Linked DNA regions of Homo sapiens: region 1 is linked to region 2. Evidence: read pairs that join two places in POLR2A ChIA-PET (ENCODE). Cell type or tissue: PC-9. All regions are shown on one strand. Each heading gives the region's core, and the rest is flanking DNA. Links, peaks and the distances in the headings are about the cores only. Region 1 overlaps P4HA1 (prolyl 4-hydroxylase subunit alpha 1). Region 2 overlaps CFAP70 (cilia and flagella associated protein 70).

What was found. Peaks named below come from ENCODE experiments on the same cell type or tissue, not always from the same donor. Only the 100,000 strongest peaks of a DNase experiment are listed, where the experiment ranks them.
Region 1: POLR2A ChIA-PET joins it to region 2 with 5 read pairs; 2 of 35 experiments call an interaction of 5 or more read pairs at or near these places.

What each region holds. Positions count from the first base shown.
Region 1 is chr10:73,027,497-73,042,896 of GRCh38, reverse strand. It overlaps P4HA1 (prolyl 4-hydroxylase subunit alpha 1), which reads left to right. Exons shown (of 15, transcript NM_001017962.3): 10 at 12,527-12,626. Among named protein-coding and RNA genes, the nearest start is that of P4HA1, 62 kb to the left of the region's middle. In PC-9, for the core only: no CTCF peak of the experiment used is centred there; no DNase peak of the experiment used is centred there; H3K27ac peaks cover 426 bases.
Region 2 is chr10:73,271,133-73,286,532 of GRCh38, reverse strand. CFAP70 (cilia and flagella associated protein 70) reads left to right here. Exons shown (of 28, transcript NM_001367801.1): 21 at 8,196-8,354; 22 at 9,172-9,293; 23 at 10,935-11,087; 24 at 11,939-12,100; 25 at 13,516-13,605. DNAJC9-AS1 (DNAJC9 and MRPS16 antisense RNA 1) reads right to left here. Exons shown (of 4, transcript NR_038373.1): 3 at 13,575-13,720; 4 at 9,549-12,085. It also overlaps the pseudogene RNU6-833P. Among named protein-coding and RNA genes, the nearest start is that of MRPS16, 26 kb to the right of the region's middle. In PC-9, for the core only: no CTCF peak of the experiment used is centred there; no DNase peak of the experiment used is centred there.

The sequences.
Region 1 (15,400 bases), core at 1,926-9,925, 240 kb after region 2:
GAGTCAGATAATTCTTGTTCTTGGGGGCTATCTTCAGCTTTGTAGGATGTTTAATAGCATCTGTGGTTCACTGGATGCCAGTAGCACCCTTCCTTAAGTTGTGACAATCAAAAATGTCTCCAGACATTGTCAAATGTCCCCTGATAGGTAAAATCCCCACCACTACCTCTAGTGACTCCACCCCTGTTGAGAATTAACTGTTCTAGGATAAGAATGGAATGAAACTATAACATCAAGAAAAAAAAAAAAGATGTAAAATGTCCAAGTATTAAAAAATATTTTGTTCACATATTTTAAGTGGATGATGGTGGATATCAAATCATTATGGTATTTAGATTCCAGTGGATACATTTAAAGTAATCATTTTTTAGAAATTACCAACGTTTTCAATATGACAATTCAATCATTCGAAACTAAATTATGAAAAAATTTAGTTGTCAACTAAAAAATTTATGCAAAGGCAAACATAGATTTTAACAGGCATTTTAGGAGGTACTCAGAGAAATTTTGAAGATTACTGCTGTCTTCAAAAAGAAAAAGATTAGGCTGGACCGAATGTGTTGATTCAGCATTTCCTTTTTCTTTTTTGGGCAGGACCATATGCCTTTTATATATTAACCTTAAACGTTACTATACACGTCTTGGTTTCTTGTCTCTGCTGTATAACACCACCTGCCCTTTTGCCCCAGTAAGAGAGAAAAATTTTTTTTCTTGCCTATCACTAGCTTCATAGCTGAGACCCCTATAACAAAAGACAGATTAACAAGAGAAAATCATACAAATTTATTTAATACAAAATTTACTTGACAAGAAGCCTTTAGAAATGAAGACCGCAGCCTGAGCAACATGTTAAAACCCCAACTCTACAAAAAATACAAAAAAAATTAGCCAGGTGTGGTGGCATGTACCTGTAGACCCAGTTACTTGGGAGGCTGAGGTGGGAGGATCACCTGAGCCTGAGGAGGTTGAGGCTACAGAGAGCCACAGTGAGCCATGAGCATGCCACTGCACTCCAGCCAGGGTGACAGAGTAAGATCCTGTCTCAAAAAAAAAAAGAGAAAAGAAATAGAAAAAAATGAGAACCCAAAGAAACAGGGAAACCTGTGTATTTTTATGCTAGGTTTGATGAGTGGATAGTCATACAGAAGTATGATGAACAAAGGGGATATGATCTAATGGTAATAAACTGGGGGAAACTTAGCAAAGCCTGTTTGTTCACATACCTCTTGGTATCTCTGTGTCTCAGGATAAGGATGTTCATTTCTTCCAGGTAGAGAGAGGATACTTCTGGATTGAAAGTCTTATACTACTTTAGAGGAAGGTCAGAGAATTCTTTTTTTTTTTTTTTGGGGGGGGGATGGAGTCTTGCTCTGTCGCCCCCAGGCTGGAGTGCAGTGGCGCAATCTTGGCTCACTGCAAGCTCCGCCTCCTGGGTTCATGCCATTCTTCTGCCTCAGCCTCCTGAGTACCTGGGACTACAGGCGCCCGCTGCTGCCCGGCTAATTTTTTGTATTTTTAGTAGAGATGGGTTTCACCGTGTTAGCCAGGATGGTCTCGATCTCCTGACCTCGTGACCCGCCTGCCTCGGCCTCCCAAAGTGCTGGGATTACAAGCATGAGCCCGTGCCTGGCCTAGACAATTCTTTTATAGCCTGCTTAAGGGGAAAAGAGTGGGAGAAGGTCAGAGAGACCTGCTTCTGCTCAAATGCTACAGTGCCATATTTTGGGGTTGAGTGTCCTGAACCCCATTAGAAGACATGAAGAAAATTTAAATTTGCCATAATATGATTTTCATTTTAATCACAGGAGCAATTATCCTTAAGGAACACTAATAGATAGTAAGGATTTGCAGAAACTAATTTGCATAGACATGTTTTGAGATATGATTTACAGTGCTTCTGAACATTGCAATTAACCCGATTTTTACATTAAGCTAATTTTCCATTCTATTACAGAACCTAATTCATATCTACAAAAAACCCCTTCTTTAAAAAAAATAAAAATTAAACTGTTAACAGATTTTATCAGATTATTGCATGGTTTTACACATTTTTTGTCATAAAGTTTGTAAATAGCTAAATCCTCTAGATTTGCATGCTTCTAGGAAGCATATAAAACAAAATTACGGCCAGGAGTGGTGGCTCACGCCTGTAATCCCAGCACTTTGGGAGGCCAAGGTGGGTGGATCACAAGGTCAGGAGATCAAGACCATCCTCACAAACATGGTAAAACCCCATCTCTACTAAAAATACAAAAATTAGCTGGGTGTGGTGGCGCGCCTGTAATCCCAGCTACTCGGGAGGCTGAGGCAGGAGAATGGCTTGAACCCGGGAGGTAGAGATTGCAGTGAGCCGAGATCATGCCACTGCACTCCAGCCTGGCGACAGAGAGAGATCCATCTCAAAAAAAAAAAAAAAAAAATTCATGAATTCGATGTTTTGGAAGACTGTTTGTTTTTGGAAATTTTCTATGTATGCAATGACCCTTTTGAAGAAATATCCAGCCCACAGTCAATGGACTGTTGCCAATAAATCAAAATAAATCACTGTAGGAAAGTGATCTATACACTTAAAAAAAAAAACTAAATATTGCTAAACATTTCAAACCTATTTTTTAAATATTCTAACTTTGTAGCTCTTAAGCAGTTTTATTGGATTTTTGAGAAAGGTACAACCATACTTACATATTATAAATGATAGCAGAAGGTATTTAGCTACTAGCATTAGAAGGCCGGGCATGGTGGCTCATGCCTGTAATATCAGCACTTTGGGAGGCTGAGGTGAGAGGATGGTTTGAGCCCAGGAGCTTGAGACCAGCCTGGATAGTATAGCTAGACCTTGTCTCTATTTACAAAAAATTAAGAAAAAAATTAGCTGAGAGTGATGGTGCACGTCTGTAGTCCCAGCTACCCAGGAGGCTTAGGTGGGTAGATCACTTGAGCCTGGGAAGCAGAGATTGCAGTGAGCTGAGATTGCACCACTGCACTCCAGGCTGGGTGACAGAGCAAAAACTCTGTCTCAAAAAAAAAAAAAAAAAAAAAAAAGGCCATCTCAGTTGCCAAATGGAAGAAAATTCGTGTTCTGATGTCAGTTAATTTAATCCCTTGTAGCCTGGGAACATCTGTATTTTGAATGATTTAGAAAGGAATTTCAAATATCTGTATTTAGAGAACTGTCTAAGCGATGACATCACTTTCAGTGGAAGTAATAATTTGTTCCAGCATTTCAGCAAATAGAATTTTTTTGGCAAAATATTTTTGGAACTCCTTTAGTATTTAAAAAACATAAAACAGGCGGGGCATGGTGGCTCACGCCTGTAATCCTAGCACTTTGGGAGGCCCAGGCGGGCAGATCCCGAGGTCAGGAGATCGAGACCGTTCTGGCTAACACAGTGAAACCCCATCTCTACTAAAAATACAAAAAAATTAGCCGGGCATGGTGGCGGGTGCCTGTGGTCCCAACTACTGGGGAGGCTGAGGCAGGAGAACGGCAGGAACCCAGGAGGCAGAGCTTGCAGTGAGCTGAAATTGCGCCACTGCACTCCAGCCTGGGCAACAGAGCGAGACTCAAAAAACAAACAAACCCATAAAACAAAAAAGGCTTTTTTTTTTTTAAGAGGCAGGGTCTTGCTCTGTCATCTAGGCCTAAGTCCAGTGGCATGATCATAGCTCACTGCTCCTTCCAACTCCTGGGCAGAAGTGATCTTCCTACCTCAGTCTCCCGAGTAGCTGGGAATACAGGTGCTCACCACCATGCTTGGATAATTTTTAATTTTTTATTTTGTAGAGACAGGGTTTCACTATATTGCCTAGGCTGGTCTCAAACTCCCGGGCTCAAGTGATCCTCCCAGAGTATTGGTATTACAGGCGCGAGCCATTGCATCCAGCCAAAAAAGGCTTTACTTATGTTACTGACAATCTGTTAACTTTTGGCAAGTCATCTCTGTCTTTTCCACTATTAAAAAGCAAATAAAGGCCGGGCACGGTGGCTCACGCCTGTAATCCCAGCACTTTGGGAGGCCGAGGCGGGCGGATCACGAGGTCAGGAGATCGAGACCATCCCGGCTAAAACGGTGAAACCTCGTCTCTACTAAAAATACAAAAAATTAGCCGGGCGTAGTGGCGGGCGCCTGTAGTCCCAGCTACTTGGGAGGCTGAGGCAGGAGAATGGCGTGAACCCGGGAGGCGGAGCTTGCAGTGAGCCGAGATCCCGCCACTGCACTCCAGCCTGGGCGACAGAGCGAGACTCCGTCTCAAAAAAAAAAAAAAAAAAAAAAGCAAATAAAAACCCTAAGAATTTACTACAGCTTGTAAATGAAAAAGCTAATAATTTTGGGTAGATCAGAGAAATGGAATTTGAAGTTTTTGAAATGTAAACATTCAGTTTTGTGCTCTGAAAAGATAGTTAAGTGAACTCATAAAGTCTAGTTAAAGTAATATAAATAATGACCTATGCAAATAAACAATAATCTGTTTAGAGTGGTAGAAAAGCTTTTTTGATTCTGGTGGGAAAGTGATTTTCATTTTTTTACTCTGAAGTGATGATTTCCTACAATACGGTATTTATGATATCATGAATGTAACATGATATATATGTATATGTGTGTATTTATTTATTTATTTTATTTTACTTTATTTTCTTTCGGAGACAGGGTCTCACTCTGTCGCCCAGGCTGGAGTGCAGTGGCACAGTCATGGCTCACTACAGCCTCCACCTCCCAGGCTCAAGCAATCCTCCCACCTCAGCCTCCTGAGTAACTGGGGCTACGGGTGCACACCACCATGCCCAGCTAAGTTTTGTATTTTTGTAGAGATGCGGTTTTGCTTTGTTGCCCAGGCTGGTCTTGAACTCCTGGGCTCAAGTGATCATCTCACCTTGGCCTCCCAAAGTGCTGGGATTACAGGCATGAGCCACCATGTCTGGCCTTAAATATATCATAAATATGTTATTTAGGCTTAAGATTTTGTTTACCCTTGTTACTAAGGAGCAAATTAGTATTAAAGTATAATATATATAAACAAATACAAAAAGTTTTGAGTGGTTCAGCTTTTTTATTTTTTTTAATGGCATAACTTTTAACAACACTGCTCTGTAATGGGTTGAACTGTGGTACTCAGACTGAGATAACTGAAATGAGTGGATGTATAGTGTTATTGCATAATTATCCCACTATGAAGCAAAGGGACTGGATAAATTCCCAGTCTAGATTATTAGCCTTTGTTAACCATCAAGCACCTAGAGAAGAATTATTGGAAATTTTGTCCTCTGTAACTGGCACTTTGGGGTGTGACTTATCTTTTGCCTTTGTAAAAAAAAAAAAAAAAAAATATATATATATATATATATATATATATATATATATATATATATATAGTGGTTTTCGATTAGCTAATCATAGAATATTCTTATGTGTGTGTCGGGTTAGAAGAAGGTAGTGATCATGTTCAAATTACATTACTGACATTTTTCTTTGGAGCTTTCCTTACTCACATATTAGAAGTGTAGTTTTGCAGTGTGAGAATGTTGCTCCCTTACTCTGCGCATTCTAGTGGTATTTTACAAAATCATGAAGTTTTTTTTTTTTTTTTTTAACAGCGGAAACTCAGTAGAAAGGAAAAAAGCATAGAAATGTTACTCTAATTGAATGCACAGCTTTGGCTTCAGGTCCTGTCATTAAGGCCAAAAGGAACATACTTTGGGCTATTTAATTTTTAATGGAAAAAAAAGGACACATATAAAGTTATCTGAAGAAATAGTTCTTTTTTCTCCTGGCACTAAATTGTGTTTTATGGGGAAAAACACTGTATAATTAGTTGACATTTTCAATTACAGTTATACAAAAGATAAATGATCTTCAAATGATTTTTCCTATTAAATGCTATAACATTAAAAAAAAATCCCAACTCAGTTAAAGCACTGGGTACTAGAAAGCAAAACCTCTGGATTTCTTATGATTTAATCTAACACAGGAATAAGACTTCCAGGTCCTAGAAGAATGGACAGTTAACATACATTACAGTATAATGGTCTCCACTGAATTTTAGTAATGTTACAATGTAAATTCAGAGCTGAGTTTTTAGATAACCTATTATGTCTATAATAATGTCACTGAAGACAGATTAGCAGTAATTGTTAAGGATGGGATCCAGATGAGTAACTTGAAGATAGTTCTTAAACTAAGGAAAGTCTTAATGTATTTTGGGCCAGGTGTGACGGCTCACACCTGTAATTCCAGCACTTTGGGAGGTCAAGGCAGGTAGATTGCTTGAGCTCAGGAGTTTGAGACCAGCCTGGGCAACATGGTGAAACCTCATCTCTACAAAAAAATACAAAAATTAGCCGGGCGTGGTGGTGCATGCTTGTAGTTCCAGTTACTCCGGAGGCTGAGGTGGGAGGATTGCTTGAGCCCGGGAGGTAGAAGTTGCAGTGAGTCGAGATAGCGTCATTGCACTCTAGCCTGGGTGACAGAACCAGACTCCATCTCAAAAAAAAAGGGAGTGTTACTATATTTTGGAGGGGATTTTACATGAAAGTCAAATTAAATGAAATAACTTCCCATGCATCAGTAGAATTCATTTTCCTCTGTAGTGACTACAACAGAACTACAATTAAGATGACAGTTTGACAGTTATTTTTTTTTTAACCTACAATCAACATTGGTTTTAACTGCTAAGCCTCAAACCCTTCATCAAGATTTTTTTTTTTTTTTTTGAGACGGAGTTTTGCTCTTGTTGCCCAGACTCGAGTGCAATGGCGTGATCTCGGCTCACTGCAACCTCTGCCTCCTGGTTCAAGAGATTCTTCTGCCTCAGCCTCCCAAGTAGCTGAAGTTACAGGTGTGCACCTTCACACCTGGCTAATTTTGTATTTTTAGTGGAGGCGGGGTTTCACCACGTTGGTCAGGCTGGTCTCGAACTCCTGACCTCAAGAGATCCACCCGCCTCAGTCTCCCAAAGTGCTGGGATTACAGGCGTGAGCCACTGCGCCTGGCCGAGATATGTTATGATATAACAAGAAATGCAAATAAAAACTTAAAAAATTTAAACCATTAAAATATTTTTGCCTTGCTAAGATTGACAAAGAATAAAAGGATTGAAACTGGCAAGGGTTTTATGAAATGGGTAGGTGTAAATCATTGCAACTGTTTTGGAGGGAAATTTGACATTTATCAAAATGTAAAAGTCATTTAGCAATTCCACATCTAGGAATTTATCGTACAGAGATACTCCCACAAGTGTGCAAAGATATAGCATTTTGTTACAATATTGTTTATAACAGAGAAAAATTAGAAATAACCTATTATTTAACCAGTACTTAATTGGTAGACTTTCATGGCCATTCCTGGAATTAAAAGTTTGTGGTGGTGTTCTGTTGTTTTTTTAAGAGATGAGGTCTCATTCTGTTGCCAAGGCTGGAGTGTAGTGGTGTGGGCATAGCAACCTCGAACTCCTGGGCTCAAGCAATCCTCCTGCCTCAGCCTCTAAGTAGCTGAAACTATAAACCTGTGCCACCACACCTTGCTCATTAATTTATTTTAATTTTTTTTGTAAAGACGGGGTCTTGCTATGTTTCCCAGACTGGTCTTCAACTCCTATCCCCAAACGATCCTCCCACCTTGGCTTCCCAAAGTGCTGGGAGGTTATTAGATTTTTTTTTTTTTTCTAAAAGCAGTAGTTTAAAAGGCAGTGAGGGATGGGAATATAAAGTGGTGTCACTGCTGTGGAATATAGTCTGCCAGCTCCTCAAAAAGTTTAGGGTTACCATGTGATCTAGCAATTCTACTTCTAGGTACATACCCAAAATAATTTAAAGCAAGGAGTCATATACTTGCACACCTATGTTCATAACAGCATTTATTCACTATAGCCCAAGGTTAGAAGCAACCCAAATGTCCATCAACAAATGAATGGATAAACATGTGGTATATATAGATAATAGAATATTATTCAGCCTTAAAAAAGGAAATGAATTTCTGATACCCTGCTTATAACATGGATGAACCTTGAAAACATTATTTTGGCTGGGTGTGGTGGCTCACACCTGTAATCTCAGCACTTTGGGAGGCTGAGGCAGGCAGATTGCCTGAGTCCAGGAGTTTGACACCAGCCTGGTCACCATGATGAAACCCCGTCTCTACTAAAAATACAAAAAACTATGGTGGTGCATGCCTGTAGTCCCAGCTACTTGGGAGGCTGAGGTGGAAGAGTCACCTGAGCCCGGAAGGTTGAGGCTGCAGTGAGCCAAGATTGCATCACTGCACTCCAGCCTGGGCAACTGGAGTTGAGACCCTGTCTCCAAAAAAAAAAAAAAAAACCACACACACATGTTAAGTGAAATAAGCTAGAATTGACAAATATTATATGATTCTTCTTACAGGAGATACCTAGAATAGGCAAATCCATACAGACAGAACGTAGAATAGAGGATTACCAGGGGTTGTGAGGAGGGAGAGATGGGAGTTGTTGTTCAGTGGGTACAGTTTTCTGTTTGGTTTTGATGAAAAAGTTCTGGAAATGGATAGTGCTGATGGTTGTAAGGTATTGTAAATGTACTTAACACCAGTGAATTGTACACTTAATTAAAATGGTAAAATTGCTGTTATATATATTTTACCATAATTTAAAAAATAGTCTAAATGGCTAATTTTATGTTACATGTATTTTACCACAAATTTTTATTTTTTTAGAGATAGGTTCTCATTCTGGGGCCCAGGCTGGAGTGCAGTGGTGTGATTGTAGCTCCCTGCATCCTTGAACTCCTGGGCTTAAGTAATCCTTCCGCTTCAGCCTTATGAGTAGCTAGGACTACACAGGCACACGCTACCATGCCTGGCTAATTTTTAAACTTTTTTTGTGGAGACAGGGTCTTGCTAGGTTGCCGAGACTGGTCTTGAACTCAAGTGATTTTCCTGCCTTGGCTTCCCAAAGTGCTGGGATTACAGATTTGAGACACTGTGCCCATCCTGTTTAACTTTCCTGATGTTATTCTTTGAAGCATAAAAGGTTTTTATTTGGATAATGTCCCATTTATTTATTCCTTTTGTTGCCTGTACTTTTGATGTCATAGCTAAACCATTGCTTCGTCCAACGTCACAAAGATTTGCTCCTGTGTTTTCTTCCCACAGTTTTTATAATTTTAGCTTTTACATTTAGGTCTTTGATCCATCTTGAGTAATTCGTTTTAATATAATGTGAAGCAGAGGTCCAGCTTCTTTCTTTGCATGTAGATAACCAGTGTCCCATGACCATTTGTGGAATGTAACAAGCATTTCTTACTTTTGCAGTTTTAAAGGAGTAAAGTGAAAGACTGGAGTGGTAATTTGCTAGAATGGCTAAAGTGAAGGTATTTTTCTTGGTAGCAGGAGACTTCAATAAGCAAGCATTGACAAGGAGGAGATTAAAGATAAAAGGGAGGCAATAACTGCTGGAGTAAGGCATCTAGAGTTAGAAAGCATAGAATCAAAAGCATAGATAGAAAGTCTGCCTCTATAAGGCTGAAGGACGATGATTCTACCAAAGTACAAGAGGAAAAGATAAGACTAGATATTTAAAAGTTGTTGGTAGCAGGGAGGGAAGTTGAAGATATCAGAAGACACGTTCTCTGTGGGTGATAGGTTCCAGGATGGAATAGGAACAGTTTGTTCATGAGGCATTTAGTTCGAAGCTTTATTAGAATGCTTTCCAATTTAGCATTGCAATTACCTGTAAAAATCAAGTCAGTAGTTGGTTGGTTGCTTATAAAGTTCAGACATCCATCAAATTGTGCTAGGCAGGAAAGACAGGTACATTGACATATACCAGATTAGTTCTACCAGGAACTTGGGCAGAATTAGAAGAAAAAAATTCTTAATATACTTAATCAGCTATATTCTTTACAACAATAACACTTTGATTCTTCCCATTTTTGCTACACTGAGGAATTCTGTAATACTCAGCCAGTCCCAAAAAATTTGCAAGATATCACCAAGCAAATAATTTTAGTAATATAGGATAAATCTAAGAATCCACCCTGTTTGTCATGTTAGTTTCATGTTGGTAATGATTAGTAAAAACTTCTTTCTTCTCCATGTCTTTCTCTTGTTAAAGAAAAACCCACACACTCTCTCTTGCTCTCTCTCTTACGCTTGCTCGCTTCCTTTGTCTGTCTGTGGAAGCTTTGGCTTCGTCTGGCAGCGGGAGAGGTAAAGGAAAGCTTCTCTAAAGAAGTGGTAACTAAGGTGATATCCAGAGTCTTAATTTTGCAAAGTGAAAAAGAATATTCTGGGCAGAGAGAAGAGCATACGCACTAGCCTTAGGCCTAGAGGAAATACGTTCTTGAGGAAATGTTGCTGCTGTCCTGAGAGGGAGGCAGAATATAGTGTTGGAGGCTGTAAATTAGGAGACCAAGAAAAAGCAGCCTGAGATACTAGAGGAATTCCTGGAGAATGAGTGTTTGAGAGAGTTTCCAAAAGGATGAGTATTGTCACAAATGTTACCAAAGGAACAAATACAATGAGAATTGAAAAATGTCATTAGATTTAGAAGCACAATAGGGCTGTGGGTAAGATTAGCAAGAGCAATTTTGAGGGAGTGATATAAGTGACTAAAGCTAGATTACAGTGGGTTCAGAGATTAGGAATCTGACAAAGTTAGCTTGAAGAGGGAAAAGAAAGATTGGTAACTGGAGGGATGTACAGATTTGGGGAAATCATTTTTAATTGTAAAGGCGTTTATTTGCTCTATGAAGTAGGAAATACATTATCTACTGAGTGAAGGGAGAGGCTGAAGTGAGTTAGGGTACAGAGTGGAAGAGGAAGTAAAGTGAAGAGCCCATTTGAAGTTGGTATTCATGAATTTTTAGTGGAACATATCTGCCCTATTTCATGACTTTCTCCAGTAGGGTTTGGTGACAGAGATATACGCTTAGATAAAAGAGATTGATCCAGGATTGTTTTTGCCAGACAGTTGAGTTTAGGCGTTTAGAAAGAATGTTAAAATGATGAACTATGGAATCAAAGCTCAGTGAGAGGAGAAGTGAAGAAAGCGAAGGACTGATTGACTGCTTAAAAGCATATGTGAAAAAGGGATATAGCTGAATTTGGGAGTACCATTTAAAATTGAGATATAGTTCCCGTATCATAAAATTCACGCTTTTAAAGTATGCATTTCAGTGGTTTTTAGCCTTGTGCAACTATAACCAATGTCTAGTTCCAGAACATTTTTGTCACTCAAAAAAAATCCTGTACCCATTAGGAGTCATTTCCCATTCCCCCCAGCCCCATCCCCATCCCCTGGCAACCACTAATCTATTTTCTATTATCTATTGATTTGTCTATTCTGTATATTTCATAGAAGTGGCATTATATAACATGTGGCCTTTGTATCTGGCTTCTTTGACTTAATATGATGTTCCATCCATGTTGTAGCATGTATGTAGAGACAGGGTCTCACTCTGTCACCCAGGTTGGAGTGCAGTGGTGTGATCATAATTCACTGCAGCCTCAAACTCCCATGCTCAAGCGGCTCTCTTGCTTCAGCTGCCAGAGTAGCTGGAATTACAGGTGCATGCCACCATGCCCAGCTAATTTTTTAAATGTTTTGTAGAGTTGGGGTCTCACTGTATTGCCCAGGCTGGTCTCAAACTCCTGGCCTCAAGAGACCTTTCCACCTCAGCCTCCCAAAGTGCTGGGATTACAGGCATGAGCCACTGTGCCTGGCCAGTACTTTATTCCTTTTTGTGACACAATAATATTCCAGTTTATAGATCTATCACGTTTTATGTATCCATTGATAAATTGATGGATATTTGGGTAGTTTCTACTTTTTGGCTATTATATGTAATGATGCCATAAAAAATTCTGTACAAGTTATTGTATGGACATAAGATTTAATTTCTCTTGGATATATACCTAGAAGTAAATTGCTGGGTCATTTGATAACTGTGTTTAGCATTTTGAGCAACTACCAAACTGTTTTCCAAAGTGGCTGCCCCTTTTACATTCCCATTAGCAATGTATGAGGGCTCCAGTTTCTTCACATCCTTACCAACACCTGTTATTGTCCATCCTTCAGTAGGTGTGTTTGGGTAACTTTTCAAAACTTAAGCAGTAAGCAGAATTTTTTTCTTATAAAATATTAGCATTATGTAGCTCAGACTAAAGACCCCATGACTTCCACCATAGTCAGTTCCTATACCTTACCTGGAAAGAACGTTGTTTTGTTTGGTATGGTTTTTTAAAGAATTTTTTGAAGTTCTCAATGTAGGTGGCTTTCAATATAGCCTCCTTACATTAATCCAACTGTTTTCATATAAGCATTATAATAAATTTGATTAGTTTTTTCCTTCCCAACCTCTAACAGTAGAATGTGACATTTAAAAAAAATTACAATATCCATTAATAAAGATGATACTAAGCAAGAAAATGAACTAAATGCCTTCAGTAAAGGTTTATTGTCCTATATATTAAATATTATGGCTTTAAAAATAACAGCTATTAGTCTCCATGTAATGAAACATTATCAATAAAACTAATATTCCTCTTATTCTTAGTGCCTGGCTCTCTGGCTATGAAAATCCTGTGGTGTCTCGAATTAATATGAGAATACAAGATCTAACAGGACTAGATGTTTCCACAGCAGAGGAATTACAGGTAGGTAATCACATTATCCTTAAGTCATTTTTACACTTCAGGAGATGCTTGAGAGGAGATTTCCTGACACTGAACAGGCAGTCCTCAATTTGCATGATAGTTTGGGACCTTAAAAAGTGACCCTGTAAGCTGCAACCATGCAAAGTGATTTTAATAATGGGAAAAATTGTGATTGTTCTGTGACTTTTAAATTTCTTGTCAAAACATGAAAACTCTTATCTAGGGAAATGAAAAATATAGATCACTAATACTTACTAAGTACACTGTAATTTTTTTTCTATCCCCCAGGCCTCACTTTGCCTGTCAAGTGGCCAGGGTGGGTTTTAAAAAATAGTGGGTTTTTTTCCTTTTTATTTATTTATTTTTAAGCAAACAGTTTTCCTTTATTTGTAATAGTGAAACATAGGACTTTTTTCATCACTTCTCTTTTTCTGTTACTTTTATGTCTATAAATCATTTGTCATCAAAAGTAGCTGTCCCAAAATAATTCTTCTTCACTCCGTCATAATCACAACTTGACTCAAAATATCTGTAGTAAACAGGTATATATAGGAATGTTAGTTATAGGGAATAAACATAAAATCCATGTATAATAATCTCACTTGGTTTCAATAGTAAAAAAAAAAAACTAAGCATAGGCCTATAAACCAGAGAAAAGAAACAGCTTAGTCTTCCCCTTTGTCAGCGTTATTTACTATTCCTTAGTCTTTTCCTGTAGAAAAATACTTTTTAAAATATTTGAGTTCCCTTTTCTGTATTAGATTTTTTTTTTGAAGTTATCAAAATGTGCACTAAAAAAACCAATGCCTTTATTTTAGCCTTTCTGGTTGCAATTTTTTTTTTTTTTTTTTTTTTGAGATGGAGTCTGAGTCTGGCTCTGTGGCCCAAGCTGGAGTGCAGTGACATGATCTCGACTCACTACAACCCCTGTCTCCTGGTTCAAGCGATTCTCCTGCCTCAGCCTCCCAAGTAGCTGGGATTACAGGCATGCGCCACCACACTGAGCTAATTTTGTATTTTTAGTAGAGACGGGGTTTCACCATGTTGGCCAGGCTGCTCTTGAACTCCTGACCTCAAGTGATCCACCTGCCTTGGCCTCCCAAAGTGCTGGGATTACACAGGCGTGAGGCACTGTGCCTGGCCTGGTTGCAAAATTCTAAGACAGATGCAGTCAATATGCAGCTCATAAATTCATTAGAAAGGTGATACTTTTGCTTCTTTTCAACCTTTCTTTTTCTTTTTGAGACAGTCTCACTGGAGTGCAGTGGTGCAATCTTGGATCAGTGCGACCTCTGCTTCCTGGGCTCAAGTGATTCTCCTGCCTCAGCCTCCCAGGTAGCTGGGACCACAGGCACATGCCGCCACGGCTAGCTAATTTTTGTATTTTTAGTAGAGATGGGGTTTCACCATGTTGGCCAGGCTGGTCTTGAACTCCTGGCCTCAAGTGATCTGCCTGCCTTGGCCTCCCAAAGTGTTGGGATTACAGGCATGAGCCACTGTGTCTGGCCTCTTTTCAACTTTAAATAATAAACTGTTGTCCGGGTCTGGTGGCTCATGCCTGTAATCCCAGCATTTTGGGAGGCCGAGCCAGGTGGATCACCTGAAGTCAGGAGTTCGAGACCAGCCTGACCAACATGGAGAAACCCCGTCTCTACTAAAAAATACAAAAAAATTAGCTGGGCGTGGTGGCACATGACTGTAATTCCAGCTACTCGGCAGGCTGAGGTAGGAGAATTGCTTGAACCCAGGAGGTGGAGGTTGCGGTGAGCTGAGATTGCGCCATTGCACTCCAGCCTGGGCAACGAGAGCAAAACTCTGTTTCAGAAATAAATAAATAAATAAACTGTTAATTTATCAGAAGACCAAAATGTATTCTTAAAGACAGTTAATTCCCTTTTTCTAATTAAGTTTTAAAAATGTATTTTGTGTGTGTGTGTGTGTGTGTGTGTGTGTGTGTGTGTGTTTTACAGTGACACGGTTTGATGCCATCCTACTCCGTCTTTGTCAGAACACGTGGTCTTTTCTTCTGTTTTTTTTTCCTATCTCAAAATTATGAAAGCTTTTATTTATAACGCTTGCAGTTTTTTAAAAGTGAGATTCATAAAACTGTGTTCACCCAACACACTGAATCCTATCATGACTTGGCATGAAAAACAGCAACCCACTCAGAGTCCAGTAACACTGTGCCCTCCCCTGTGATGCACACCTGCCAGGTTTATTCAGTGTTTGACTGTTGTTCAGTATTCATCCAACAACATTTTTGATACATGTGGTGCTAAATGTTGGGAATGCAAACCTGAATAAGGTATCGTCCTGATTCCTGCCTAATGGTTTTCCTGGGTTTCACTGGCTATGATTTCTGATTCTTCCCTCCCTCCCTCTGTCCCTCCCTCCCTCCCTCTCTCCCTCCCTCCCCTCCTCTCTCCCTCCCTTCCTTCCTCTCTCTCTCCCTTCCTTCCTTCCATATTTCCTTCCTTCCATGTTTGCTTGCTTCCTTCCTTCCTTCCTTCCCTTCCCTCCCTCCCTGCATCCATCCTTCCCTCCTTTCCTTTCTTTCTTCTCTCTCTTCCTCCCTCCCACCCTCTTTATTTCTTTACTTCCTTCCTTCCTCTCTCCCTCCCCCCTCCCCCTCCCTGACTCCCTTCTTTCCTTCCTTCCTTCCCTTTTTTTTTTTTTATACTTTAAGTTCTAGGGTACATGTGCACAACGTGCAGGTTTGTTACATAGGTATACATGTGCCATGTTGGTTTGCTGCACCCATCAACTCATCATTT
Region 2 (15,400 bases), core at 2,736-10,735:
TTTAAATCATATATAGGACACTCTGTTGGTAAACTAATTTAGTTTGAGGGATCAAGAGGATTTTTTTGTTTGTTTGTTTGTTTGTTTTTGAGACGGTGTCTCACTCTGTTACCCAGGCTGGAGTGCAGTGGTGCGATCTCGGCTCACTGCAAGCTCCGCCTCCCGGGTTCACGCCATTCTCCTGCCTCAGCCTCCTGAGTAGCTGGGACTACAGGCACCCGCCACCACGCCCGGCTAATTTTTTGTATTTTTAGTAGAGACGGGGTTTCACCATGTTCGCCAGGCTGGTCTTGATCTCCTGACATCATGATCCGCCCGCCTCGGCCTCCCAAAGTGCTGGGATTACAGGCGTGAGCCACCGCGCCAGGCCAAGGATTTGAAGATGACTTATAATTCCTGTGAAGGCCTATTTCAGTTTCATCCTTTACTCTTAGAGTGTAGCTCTTTGGTATCTCAACTCAAATTCCTTCTGGTGGTCATTGTCTACCAGTGTCTGCCATACACATCCTTGAGAGTCAATCAAAAGTAAAGTTGAGCCTGCCAGACTCTCAGTCTCACCCTTGAAACTCATATACCCATGCAAGAAAATATAGTTTCAGGCCTGGAATGGTGGCTCATGTCTGTAATCCCAGCACTTTCGGAGGCTGAGATGGGTGGATCACCTGAGGTCAGGAGTTCAAGACCAGACTGGCCAACAGGGTGAAACCCCATCTCTACTAAAAATATAAAAACTAGCCAGGTGTGGTGGTGGGCGCCTGTAATCCCAGCTACTCAGCAGCCTGAGGCAGGAGAATTGCTTGAACCCAGGAGACAAAGGTTGCAGTGAGCCGACACGGTGCCACTGCACTCCAGCCTCAGCGACAGAGTGAGACTCCGTCTCAAAAAAAAAAAAAAAAAGAAAATATAGTTTCAAATGATGAACTGAAACCCTGGGTTTCTGCATTTCCTAGATGTGAGCTTAGAGAGTCTATCTGGTTAGCTCTCTGGTATATTCAAGCATGTTTTAAAAATATATATTTTGTTCACCTTTTCTGGTTGCCCTCAGTGGGAAATTGGTCTGAATGACCCAGTCAATAATTGCCAGAAGCAGAAGTCCTTCCCATCTACTTTTCTGTCCTTCAAAGGTTTTTTGATATTTCTTGTAGTTTACTTTTCCTCTTCTGTTTTCTTCATCTTTGTAGGTTTATACATTTTAAATTCTCATTTTAGTGAGATTTTCGAAATAAGAATAAGGAAATATATATACATAGCCTATCTACTCTGTTTAACTGGAAGTCTCCATCTTCTTCATCTAGACTCATAGCCCATGTCCAACACATTCTTCTGTTGGTAATTCAAAATAGCCCAATCTCTTGCCTGCCTTAATTTAACCTAGTATTGTATTTCTCTACTTCCATATATCACTAATGGAGCAATGTACATGTGTTCCATTTAATTTGTCTCAGTTTCTTATATATCTAATTTGCCTACCTCTTGTAATTTAGTTTCCATTCTATCAGCTGAAATCACATTTATAAGACTAATGTTCAATTTACAGTAATGGAAGCAGCATGAAGTGGTGTGGCAAACCCTCTTACAAGTTGCAAGTATAAAATATTTTTTAAAACAGTAATTTGAAAGTGGGCCATCTGGTCTCTGTCATAAATAATCAACTCTGCTAATGTAATGTGAAAGCAGTCATAGATGATGCATTTAAAAATGGATGTGACTGTGTCCCAAAACAACTTTTATATATATATATATATATATATATATATATATATATATATATATATATATATATATATATATATGTGGCAGGTCATATATGGCCCATAGGCTATAGTTTGCAGCTCTGTCTTAACAGCAACCATTAAAAAAAAACCACAATTACATATACTCTAATACACTATAGATAAGTCAAAATGGGATACTAAAAAATGTTCGCATAATTCACAGGAAGGCAGAAAAAGGAAAATAGTAGAATAAAAAGCAGAGAGAACAAATAGAAAACAAATACTAAAATGGCAAACTTAAATCCTAACATAAATAAATACTATGGTAGGCTAAACAATGGCTCCTCCAAAGATGTTCATGTCCTAATCCCTGGGACCTGGAACTGTTGCCTTATATAGCAAAAGAGACTTTGCAAATGTGGTCAAGAATCTTGAAATGGGGAGATTATCTTGGATTGTCTGGGTAGGTCCAATGTAACCACAAGGGTCCTTATATGAGAGATGCAGGAGAAGTCACAGACAAAAAAAAAGACAATGTGATAACGGAATCAGAGGGCTAGAGAAAGATATTTGAAGATGTTATGCTTCTGGCTTTGAAGTTGGAGGAAAGGGGCTACAAACCAAGGTATATAGGTAGCCTCCACAAGCTGAAAAGGCAAGGAAATAAATTCTCCCTTAGAGCCTCCAGAAGGAGCTAGCCCTGTCAAATCTTGACCTTAATCCAGTGAAACTGATTTCAGACTTTTGGCCTTGAGAACTATGAGATAATATGTTTGTGTTGTTTTAAGCCACTAAGCTTGTAGTAATTTGTTACAGCAGCAATAGGAAACTAACATAATTACATTCAATGCAAATGGTCTAAACATACAAATTAAAAGACATAGACTGACTTTAAATAATAATTTTTAAAACCTCAACTATATGTTGTGTACAGGAACCTCATTTCAAATATAATGATATAGGCTGAGTGTAGTGGCTCATGCTTGTAATCCCAGTGCTTTGGGAGGCTGAGGTGGGAGGATCGCTTGAGGCCAGGAGTTTGAGACCACTCTGGACAACATAGTGAGAACCTGTCCCCCAAAATCCACAAACAAATATAGTGATATAGATAAATTAAGCATAAAAGGATAAACAATAAGAGCTTATGAACCAATAATAGTAAGCTGGAGTAGCTGTGTTAATAATGGACAAAGAAGACTCCAGAGCAAAGAAAATCAATTGAGACAAAGAGAAACATTAAAGAACAATAACAGGGTTAATTCACCAAGAAGACATACCAGTTCTAAGTGTGTTTGCACTAAACAACACAGCTTTTTAAGATAATGAAGCAAAAACTAACAGGGCCGAAGGGAGATGCAGACAAATTCATACTTAGAGTTGGGTGTGTCTCACCCCTATCTCCGTATTTGATAGAACCACTAGACAGAGAATTAACAGAATATAGAAAAATTGAACAGCACCATTAACCAGTGGGATCCAATTGATATTATAGATCACCCAACAACAGCAAGGTACACATTCTTTCAAGTGCACATGGAACATCACCAAGACAAACTATATCCTAGGCAATAAAACTGACCTTAACACACTTAAATGAATTGAAATCATACAATGTATGATCTCAGACCATGACAGAACCAAACTAGTTATCAGTAATAGAAAGATAACAGGAAAATCTGGCCAGGTGTGGTGGCTCTTGGCTCACGCCTGTAATCCCAGCACTTTGGGAAGCCAAGGCTGACAGCTCACTTGAAGTCAGTAGTTTGAGACCAGCCTGGCCAACATGGGGAAACCCTGTCTCTACTAAAAATACAAAAATTAGCTGGGTGTGGTGGTGCACGACTGTAATCCTAGCTACTTGGGAGGCTGAAACAGGACAATCACTTTAACTCCGGAGGCAGAGTTTGCAGTGAGCTGAGATTGGGCCACTGCACTACAGCCTGGGCAACAGAACAAGACTCTATCTCAAAAAAAAAAAAAAAAAAAAAAAAGATAACAGGAAAATTTCTAAACACTTAGAAATGATCAACGCATATCTAAATATTCCTCTAATGAAAGATGAAGTCACAGGGAAATTTGAAAATTTGAACTGAATGAAAATAAAAATATAACTTATTAGCTGGGCATGGTGGCTCATACCTGTAATCCCAGCACTTTGGGAGGCCGAGGGAGGCAGATCATCCTAGGTCAGGAGTTCAAGACCAGCCTGGTCAACATGGTAAAACCCCTGTCTCTACTGAAAATACAAAAATTAGGCGGGTGTGGTGGTGCACACCTGTAATCCCAGTTACAGGGAGCCCCATGCAGACCCTGTTTTAATGTCCTTTTGGCAGCAGACTGTTGTTTTGTACCATACATTCAGATCTCTAAGCCAGTGTAGAATCCATCATGGTTTGGTGTGGCCCGCCTGGGACTATGATATTGGCATAGTTTTTTTTTTTGTGTGTGTGACATTCATGTTTTGTGATGTTCATTCCTTTCTCTGAATCCTGTCATTGTGTTCTTGCAGCTGTGTGACATGAGTGGTGCAGTTTTGGATATGTGTGAGGGGGATTTTCAGGGTAAGCTGGCCCTGGCCTTGCCCCTCCACCCCGATAGCTAGCCAGGCCAGCTGCCCAATCCTCCCCTCCGCTCCTCCTCTCTGCATGTGGCTCAGGCCATCCGCATGGCTGCTTCGTTCTCCAGCCTTCCCCAGCCTTCCCCAGCCTTCCCCAGCCTCAATATGGATGAGTTGATCCATGAGCTTATTTGGCTTTGGGGGATCCCTGGCTTCTTTTTATTTCTTTTCATTAGGAGGAGCTGGGGGAGAACCCAGTCAGCCCCTTTTCCCCACCTTCTCTTTCACTAGAATCACGTCGGTATGTCCACAAGTACCCAGTGTTTAGCTTCCATTTATAAGTGAGAACTTGCAGTATTTGGTTTTCTGTTCCTGCATTAATTCACTTAGGATAATGGCCTCCAGCTGCATCCGTGTTGCTGCAAAAGACATGATTTTGTTCTTTTTTGTGCTGCGCAGTACTCCTTGGTGTATATGTACTGCATTTTCTTTATCCAGACCACCATTGATGGGCACCTTAGCTAGATTCCATGTCTTTACTACTGTGAATATTGCAATCACATGTGTCCTTTTGGTAGAAAGATTTGTTTTATTTTGGATATATACCCAGTAATGGGATTGAAACTCTATATTCAATGACATAACATCGGTAGTTTGAAATTGGCCATGGTAGGAGAATTTACGTCATGGAAATCAGCAAACCAGGCTCCACCCACACCCCTGACAGCCAGCAGTTAAACATTTACCATCTCATCACTAGATATATAGGAAAACTTCAAGTATTTGGAAATATACACTTCTAAATAACTCACAGGTCTCCAAGGCAGGCAGATCACTTGAGGCCAGGAGTTTGAGACCAGCCTGCACAAAATGGCAAAACTCTATCTCTACAAAAATTAAAAAAAAAAAAAATAGCCAGGTGTGGTGGCATGTCTGTAGTCCCGGCTACTAGGGAGGCTCACGTGGGAGGATCACGTGAGCCTGGGAGGTTGAGGCTGCAGTGAGCCATGATTGTGCCACTGCACTCCAGCCTGGGTGACAGTGAGAGTCTGTCTCAATAAATAAATACATACAGATCTAAATAAATAAATAATCAACCCACAGGTCAAAGAAGAAATCACAAAGGATATTAGAAAATAGTTTGAACTTAATGATAATGATAGCAAAACAAAGCAAAATGTGTGGAATTAGCTAAATTATTTTCTAGAGAGAAGTTTATAGCTGTAAATGCTTATATTGGAAAATAAGAGAAGTCTAAAATCAATGATCTAAGATTCTACCTTAAGAAGCTAGAACAAGAAAATCAAATTAAACCCAAAATAAGTAAAAGGAAGGAAATAATAGCCCAGAATAGAAATCAGTGAAATAGAAAACAGACAAAAATAGAGACAATCAATGAAACCAATAGCTGTTTCTTTCAGAAGATCAATGAAACAGATAAATCTGATCAGGGAAAAAAAGAAGTCACATTACCAATATCACAAATGAGAGAGAGGACATCACTGAAAATCTTATAAATATTAAAAAGTTAATAAGGAGAAGTTATTAACAACTTAATGCCAACAAATTTAACAACTTAAATGAAATGTATGAATACCTTGACAGACATAAACTAACAAAATGTACTCAGGAAGAAACAATCTGAATAGCCCTATATCTCCTAAGGAGGTTAAATGGGTAATAAAAACCTCTCACAAAGAAAACTTCAGGCCCAAAAGGCTTTATTAGTGTATTCTATTAAATATTTAAGGAAGAAATAATTCCAATCATACCACATGTTCAAAAAATAGAGAAAAAGAGAACACTTACAAACTCATAATTTGAGAACAGTAATCACCCTGGTATCAAAACCAGACAAAGCCATCCCAAAGAAAGAAGAGTACATACAAATAACTTTCATAAGCCTAGACACAATACTTATTTATTTATTTAATTTTATTATTATTATTCTTTTTTAAGAGACAAGGTTTTGTTATGTTGCCCAGGCTGGTCTCAAACTCCTAGCCTCAAGTGATCCTCCCACCTCAGCTTCCCAAATAGCTGGGATTATAGGCATGAGGCCCCACACCTGGTTAGACACAATAATTCTTAACAAATATTAGCCAATCAATTTCAGCAACATATAGAAAAGATATATTTAAGCAGGGTTGTAAGATCAGTTTCACATTTGAAAATCAGTGTAATTTATCACCGGGATAGCTAAAATTAAAAAGATTGATAAGACAAATTTATAACAAGGATGTGGAGTAGCTGGAACTCTCAAACATTCCTGGTGAGAATGCAAAATGGTGTAACCACTTGAGAAAACTGGTAAGTTTTTTCTTTTTTTTTTCATATACTTACATGGCTTTCCAATAAACGGCAATTTTTAAAGGTTATTTTTCTTTTCTTTTCTCTTTTTTTAAGACAGAGTCTCGCTGTGTTACCCAGGCCAGAGTGCAGTGGCAAAATCATGGCTCACTGCAACTTCTACCTCCAAGGCTCAAGCAGTCCTCCCACCTCAGTCCCTCAAGAGTAGCTGGGACTACAAGTGTGCAACACCATGCCTGGCTAATTTTTGTTTTAGTAGAGATGAGGTCTCACTGTGTTTCTCAGGCTGGTCTTGAACTCCTGAGCTTAAGCAGTCCTCTTGCCTCAGCCTCCCAAAGTGCTGGGCTCACAGGCGTGAGTCACCTCGCCCAACTTCTTATATTTATTTATTTATTTATTTATTTATTTATTTATTTATTTATTTATTGAGACAGAGTCTTGCTCTGTCGCCCAGGCTGGAGTGCAGTGGCACCATCTGGGCTCACTGCAAGCTCTGCCTCCCGGGTTCACGCCATTCTCCTGCCTCAGCTTCCCGAGTAGCTGGGACTACAGGCGCCCGCCACCAGGCCCGGCTAATTTTTTGTATTTTTAGTAGAGATGGGGTTTCACCGTGTTAGCTAGAATGGTCTTGATCTCCTGACCTCATGATCTGCCCACCTTGGTCTCCCAAAGTGCTGGGATTACAGCTGTGAGCCACCACGCCCGGCCCCAACCTCTTATTTTTTTAATTGATATATAGTATTTGTACGTATTTATGGAGTGATATTTTGTTACATGCCATTTAAAATGTGGAATGCTTCAGGAATCTGTGAGTCATCCTTGTGCAGGGGCCATGCTAATCTTCTCTGTGCTGTTCCAATTTTAGTATGTGTGCTACTAAAGTGAGGACGAAACTGACAAGTTTTGAAATAAGCTTAAACATACATACACATGCCAGCAGTTTCACTCCTATTTTTTTTTTTTTTTTTTTTGAGACGGAGTCTCGCTCTATGCCGAGGCTGGAGTGCAGTGACGTGATCTCGGCTCACTGCAAACTTCGCCTCCTGGGTTCACGCCATTCTCCTGCCTCAGCCTCCCGAGTAGCTGGGACTACAGGTGCCTGCCACCGTGCCCGGCTAACTTTTTGTATTTTTAGTAGAGATGGGGTTTCACTGCGTTAGCCAGGATGGTACTGGATCTCCTGACCTCGTGATCCACCTGCCTCGGCCTCCCAAAGTGCTGGGATTACAGGCATGAGCCACCGCGCCCGGCCTCACTCCTAGATCTTAACCCAACTGAAACAAACGTATCCTTGCAAAGATCTGTATGTAAATGTTTAAATAAAAAGATTTATTTATTTTTTTAATAACTTAAAATAGGGATCTGTTTGATATTATGACTTGGACTAGCAGCATGGTTGTACTGGGGAGTCACAGTGACAGAAACTGTTTTGTCAGTTTAGCTTATACTCTTTAAATTATTAAAAAATATAAACAAGTCTACCAAACAAGTCTGTCCTTCATGAAATATTTAGGGAATATGTTTCTTATGCTTTGCAAAATGTATCTCTTACAATAACCTTTAAACACCCAATGTAAGAAGTTTTATTTTTCATTAAAATGTAATCTATTTAGGACCAGGAGCTGCATTATCTATTCTAGACAAATTTCTTGAAGAATCCTCCAAACTGCAGTCTGATTCACAAGAACCCATTTTGACTACACAAACTTGGGATCCAAGTATAAGCCAAAAACCATCTAACACATTTATCAAGGAGATACCAACAAAGAAAGGTAACTAGAAATAAAGATTTCCACTTGGAAGAGGGGCATAAGCTAGACAAGGATGAAGACTCTTACGATGATGAAATGGCAATCCTGACTTGTTTGAAGTTGATAACCAGGCTCTGAAATCCAAACTCAATGGTGTAACTCTCTCAGTAAGCAAGGATTTTATATTTAGCTCACAGAAGTAGCCAACTACAGATCTATGATTTCCTAACAGTTCTTCGTTTTTAAAAAACATCTACAAACTGTGTTTCACATTCAAGAAGATCTGAATACCTTTTTAAACCTTTTTATTTGGTTGTACTTGCATTTGGAACCACAAGTAGATTTACCTTGAGAACCTTTGAGTGCTCCTTTTTGGGGACCATTGCTAGAGAGCAGTCAATTGCTTTCTAGATTATGATCCCTCTCATGTATTAGATAAGAAGACTCTCCCTGCCAAGTGAATAGTGTCTGAATTTTTTTTTTTTTTTGAGATGGAGTCTTGCTCTGTTGCCAGGCTGGAGTGCAGTGGCGCAATCTCGGCTCACTGCAACCTCTGACTCCTTGGTTCAAGTGATTCTCCTGCCTCAGCCTCCCAAGTAGCTGGGATTACAGGCACGTTCCACCATGCCCAGATAATTTTTGTATTTTTAGTGCAGACGGGGTTTCACTATGTTGGCCAGGATGGTCTCGAACTCCTGACCTCGTGATCTGCCTGCCTCGGCCTCCCAAAGTGCTGGGATTACAGGCGTGAGCCACCGCACCCACCCGAATGTGTCTGAATTTCTGACACTTTTTCTGTTATATCCAATCTTCAATCCTTTTAATGTAATATTTTCAGAAGCATCAAAATGTCAAGATTCATCAGCTCTTCTGCATCCCGGCCTTCATTATGGTGTTTCTCAAACTACCACCATCTTCATGGAGACCATACATTTCTTGATGAAAGTCAAGGCTGTGCAGGTCAGAGTATTTGGAAAAGGGCAAGTAGATGGAAAGATTTTAGCAAACTCTTTATTCTATCCATAATGGTATCTTTCAAGCTTCCATATTTGTGAAACAGAAATCAAATATGCTTTTGAGAGCATACTTTAAGCCCAATGGAAAGAACATCCAAACATGAACCACTCTTTGCACATGGCAGCAGAAGACCTCGCTGCAAGTTCTGCTCCCTGTAGAATACCAACAGAGCTAAATCAGACTCTAAAGGCATATGTTGCCTGATATCACTTTATTATGGGAATTCATTTTGTGAGTGTTGGGGGTTCACAGGAGCCAAATCATTCCCTTCTTCCCTTCTAGGTTAGATCCAACTAGAAACATACACAGTACTATGTGGGGGAATAAAAATATTAGCTTATTTTTATTGGTAAAACTTGGCTGGACAACATAACTAGCCCCACATTTGACTTACCCATGCAGTCACAGGTAGAGCAGCTGAAGAATTGAAGCCTCCTCTCAGAGAAGAAGAGCATTCTAGGAAGTCTGCCTATTACATGGGAAGAAAGAAGCATATTCATGAGCAAGCAGTAGGAGAGATCAAGACTCAGGAGCCAGGAGTGTTTGGTTTTGATCCTGCCAAGTGCATGCCCTACTCAAGGGCAGGCAAGCTCAAGAAAGGGCAAGAATTATTAACTGGGTGGGATTGAGCCACATTAAGCAGGAGGCTTTAACACATTAACCCTCCGCAAAATAGAAACAGACTCTCTTCTTCCACAGCTAAATAAGTCATTAGCTCCCCCAGGTCAGAGACCCAGAAGGCAGGTGGAAAAAATAGCTGCAGCTGTTCCCTCTAGTATTCTCCTAAAAAGGTGTAAGTATAATGTAGAATTTTCTACATTATAGGCTGAGATGGGAACAGTGGGAGATGAAAAGAAGGATTTACCCTCGACTTAAGAAGTATATCTAACTTTGTTAATTTTGTAGGTCTTATAAAGTGTAAAAAGCAAAGATTTGGCCAGGCATGGGGCTCACCCCTATAATTCCAGCACTTTTGGGAAGCCAAGGCAGGAGGATTGCTTGAGGCCAGAAGGCTGCAGTAAGCAGCCCTGGGTGACAGAGTAAGACCCTGTCTCTAAAAAAAGAAAAAAAAAAAAACAAAATACAAAAATTGACCCAAACTACAAAACTGGTAAACATAACCAATGTTTGGAGGTGGATCCAAAACAGACATTTATGTTTCTAAGATTTCAAGTCTAGATTGTTAGAAAGGCAGTTTTACCTCACTTAAGTTTCCTTACAATGTCAGCTGCCTGAAAATGTTACCTCCTTTGTAAATGGGGTGGTTGATGATGTGCCTTTGTCTGCTGCATAATACATGCAGTCTAACACTCACCTAGTATGATGACCAGCAAGACCAGAATTGTACAATATTGCAAGTTATTCACTTGGTAATGTCTTCATTTGGTGACTAGGTGAATAGCTGGTAATGGAACTATGAAGTGCAGAATGTTTGTAATTCACCCTTTACCTTTTGAAGTTGAGGATAATTATTTCATTCTGTAATACATTTCGTATTATTTATTATCAGAGACAGAATCCTTCAACCGAAAAAGACGCAATGCAGCCATTTATATGTTGCTTATAATCTGATTATCCTTGCAGTATGTGCACAGAGTGCTTGCACATGAGCTGTTATGCCCTCAAGGAGGCCCCAGCTGTGAATATTACTTGGTGCTGGCCCAAACACACATTCTTAAGAAGAACTTTGCCAAGGCAGAGGAATACCTTCAACAAGCAGCCCAGATGGACTACCTGGTAATGACTTTTGCTAAAGCCTCTTGAGTCTGGAGAAGGGGCTTTATTTAAAGGTGGTGATGCCATATCACACGTAGATTTCTGGTGAACAGAAGGGTGGTCATCAGCTGTCAGTAAACTCATCTCTCTATACCCTTCCATTTGCTTTTCTTAAGTAATCATGAGTTGGCTGGGCGCGGTGGCTCACAACTGTAATCGCAGCACTTTGGGAGGCCGAGGCAGGCAGATCACGAGGTCAGGAGTTCAAGACCAGCCTGGCCAACATAGTGAAACCCCATCTCTACTAAAAATACAAAAAATTAGATGGGCGTGGTGGCAGGTGCCTGTAATCCCAGCTACTCAGGAGGGTGAGGCAGGAGACTCGCCTGAACCTGGGAGGCGGAGGTTGCAGTGAGCGGAGATTGAGCCATTGCACTCTCCAGCCTGGGCGACAGTGCAAGACTCCATCTCAAAAAATAATAATAATAAAGTAATCATGAGTTTTGCAAAGAGCAGAGAAAAGGATATCTTTAGCTGATAGTGTTTATTTCAATTTTTCTAGATTTCTTATATTTTCTCATGTGAACAGTATTGGGGTTATGCTTGAATGTTTTTCTTAATATTTACTCCACACCCAAAATGGCTTTGAAGAATGCAAGAAAGAAATCTGAGGGCAGAGCTAGAAAAATGTCTCCTTGTACAATTAAATGGTTATGTTTCTGAGTGCTCTTAGAAAAAGAAAACGGTTGATCTGAAAAAGAAAAGAGAAAGGAAATGGACAATCTATCTAAATTTAAATGTTAAACAAAGATCATCAAGGTACTTTTAAATACTACCTTATCCCATATACTACTTGCTTTTCACTTTCCCAGAACCCCAATGTCTGGGGCCTGAAGGGCCATCTCTATTTTCTGAGTGGAAATCATTCTGAGGCCAAGGCATGCTATGAACGAACCATTAGCTTTGTAGTGGATGCTTCTGAGATGCACTTCATCTTCCTGAGACTGGGGCTCATCTATCTGGAAGAGAAAGAGGTGAGGGGTAGAGAATGGGGAATAACCCCGTGGTCTGGGAACTAATTGTAATTCAAGCATTAACATCTATCTGTGTGGACTAAAACTAGTAATATAATAATGACACTTTTACATCCAAAGGTAAAGTGACTTGCCCAACATCAGACAACCAGTAATTAGTGGAAGCAGCATTCAAACTCAGGCAGGCTGAAACGAGAGTCTGTGATTTTAACCATTATGCTACTAAACAGTTCTTAAGAACTCAGTAAATGTTATGCTAGCTAAAATTGTATTCACAGTAGTAGAAACATCCTTAGCTTGACTTACTTAACAGAAGGTATCATGGGCTTCAAAAGGACTTCTCTCCAAACTTTCTCCTAAACACAAAGGGTTATATTTAATCTGGTTGAGGCTAACCCCATTCCATAGGGCGCTCTGACCTGACCATGGAAGCAGTCCCTCCCCATATTTTGGGAAATATTCCGAGTTCTTTGGAAAAACAAAACCTTTCTTTTATGGAAAATTTCAGTACATACAAAGCAAACAGAATAGTAGAATGAAACACCATGGACCCATCATCTCACTATAACAATTATCAACATTCTGCCAAAGGCCTTTTGACTCCCCTGCTTTTGTTTTGACTTTATTCTATTTTTCCCGTCAGAACACCCAGTTGTCTTTTTATTTAATATAAAACAGCAACAGCAACAAGAAATTACGATGCTGTATGATGTTAAGTGGAAAGCTCACATAGGCTTGAGAGAAATCCCTATCCCACTGTAGTGAAGTATATAAGGAGAAGTTTTCTTTCTGATGTCATTGAAAGCTGCATCTTCAGAGCACTGCTGACTTAGGCAGACCCCGGGCAAGCAGGTCTTAGGCTGTTTGCTGAGGCTCAGCTATAGATGTATCTCATGTTGGAGATACAGGACAAGAAATTGTCCCTTCAGGGCTATGTCCTTTGAAAGTTTGTCTTCTGAGTTTTTCTAAAATTCTAAGATCTTTTACAACAAAGGTGTAAAATGATGAGGCTGTATCAAGTATACCTTTTAGTCCAGAGATTGTATGTTTGTCATGCCACCACATGATGTTGCATTTAAGTGAAAGGGAGTAATCCATGAAGTGGAGGTGGAATTCAGATAATCATGATGGTTGCCCCCACTTTCAGTGTAACTCCTTGCCTCAACTCTTACAGAGACTATAAATGTCTTTGGAACTACTTCCAAGTGAAAGTCTGCTCTTTCATGTGATCTATCCATCTCCTCTCACCAATCTTCTTGCGATAACTCCCTTAAGGTAGACGTCAAAGTACAATTAAAGGACTTGCTTAACTTAGATTGTTCTGGAGAGCAATTATCAGAGATCCCATGATCATCCCAGCAATATGGGGTTTGAAGCTTCTAGAACAGTAGCTTAGTGGTGCTTTCTTTCTACAGTATGAAAAGGCAAAGAAAACCTATATGCAAGCCTGTAAGAGATCACCTTCATGCCTTACCTGGCTAGGACTGGGAATCGCCTGCTATCGGGTAAGAGGATGAAGGCTTGAGACTAGGGCTGTGGATACAGCTGACCTTGATTCCTTGGCCTTCCAAGCATCCTGGGGGTTTGTGATGACATTGGAATAGCAATCAGGGCTGTCTGCTGTAATGAAAAGTTGTTCTTCAAAGGTGTTCAGTGAACTGAAGGTCACTTAACTAGCTAGAAAAATAAAAGATCTTTTTAAAAAATCCCAGAAAAACCTGAACCAAGAAGCTACATAATAAAAAAAATTCATGTTATTTGGTATAGACACTCCTTTGTGATATTATCTGTAAGAAAAAGGTGATATGGGAGATGAAGAATCTATTCAAGTCAATTAAAGAAATTGATTGACACTTACTAAGCACTGTGACCCTTTGATATGCAGGAGGAGTTGCTGTAACTTCTGGCAGAAGCTTTTGCTCTGCTTCTCCTAAAAACTCTTTACTTAACCTTCCCTCATTTCCTCCAGTCTTCAAAGAGGCAAACATCCTCTTGTTCCTGCCTAATTTCTTCAGGCATATTATTGACTCCATGTCTCTCCCTTTCTTTGAATAGCTTACTCACTTATTTATTTATTTATTTATTTATTTGAGATGGAGTCTCGCTCTGTCTCCCAGGCTAGAGTGCAGTGGTGCAGTGGTGTCACCTCAGCTCACTGCAACCTCTGCCTCCTGGGTTCAAGTGATCCTCCTGCCTCAGCCTCCTGAGTAGCTGGGATTACAGGTGCCCACCACCATGCCAGGCTAATTTTTGTATTTTTAGTAGAGATGGGGTTTCACCATATTGACCAGGCTGGTTTTGAACTCCTGACCTCAAGTGATCCACCCCAAAGTGCAGGGATTACAGGTGTGAGCCACCTCACTTAGCCCCTCATTGCTGTTTTTCAGCCATAAAGATAATATGTGTTCATTATAGAAACTTTAGAAGAAGCCAGGAGCAGTGGCTCACACCTGTAATTCCAGCACTTTGGGAGGCTGAGGCTGAAGGATCTCTTGAACCTAGGAGTTTGAGAGAAACCAACCTGGGCAACAGAGCAAGACCCCCATCTCTACAAAAACATTAAAAATTAACCAGGCATGGTGGCATGTGCCTGTAGTCCCAGATACTTGGAAGGCTAAGGTGGGAGGATTGCTTGGTGGGAACACAGAAGTTAGAGGCTGCAGTGAGCCATGATTGTGCCACTGCACTCCAGGCTGGGTGACAGAGCAAAACCTCACCTCTAAAAATAAATAGACAAATAGATACAAAATATGAAGAAAACATTAAAGTATCCGTAACTCCACAAGTTGGTGATAACCACTGTTAACATTTGAATGTACTTTCCTCCCGTCTTTTTTCATATATATGAAAGCAATTTTAATGTATAAAATGTAAATATTTACTGCTTTGTAACCTTTTTTCGACTTAACAGTATAGTATTGGTATCTTCTTATAGCTCTGTCACCCAAGCTGGAGTGCAGTGGCGCCATCTTGGCTCACTGCAACCTCTGCCTCCTGGGTTCAAGTGATTCTCCTGCCTCAGCCTCCTGAATAGCTGGGATTACAGGCATGTGCCACCACACCCAGCTAATTTTTGTGTTTTTAGTAGTCACAGGATTTCGCCATGTTGGCCAGGCTGGTCTCAAACTCCTGTCCTCAGGTGATCCTCCCACCTCGGCCTCCCAAAGTGCTGGGATTACAGGCGTGAGCCACCGCACCCGGCCTGTGTTTTGTTTTTCACACATCTGTCAGTGAGCCCTTTGAGGGCAGATATTGTATTTTATTTATTTACTTGAGACAGGATCTTGCTCTGTCACCCAG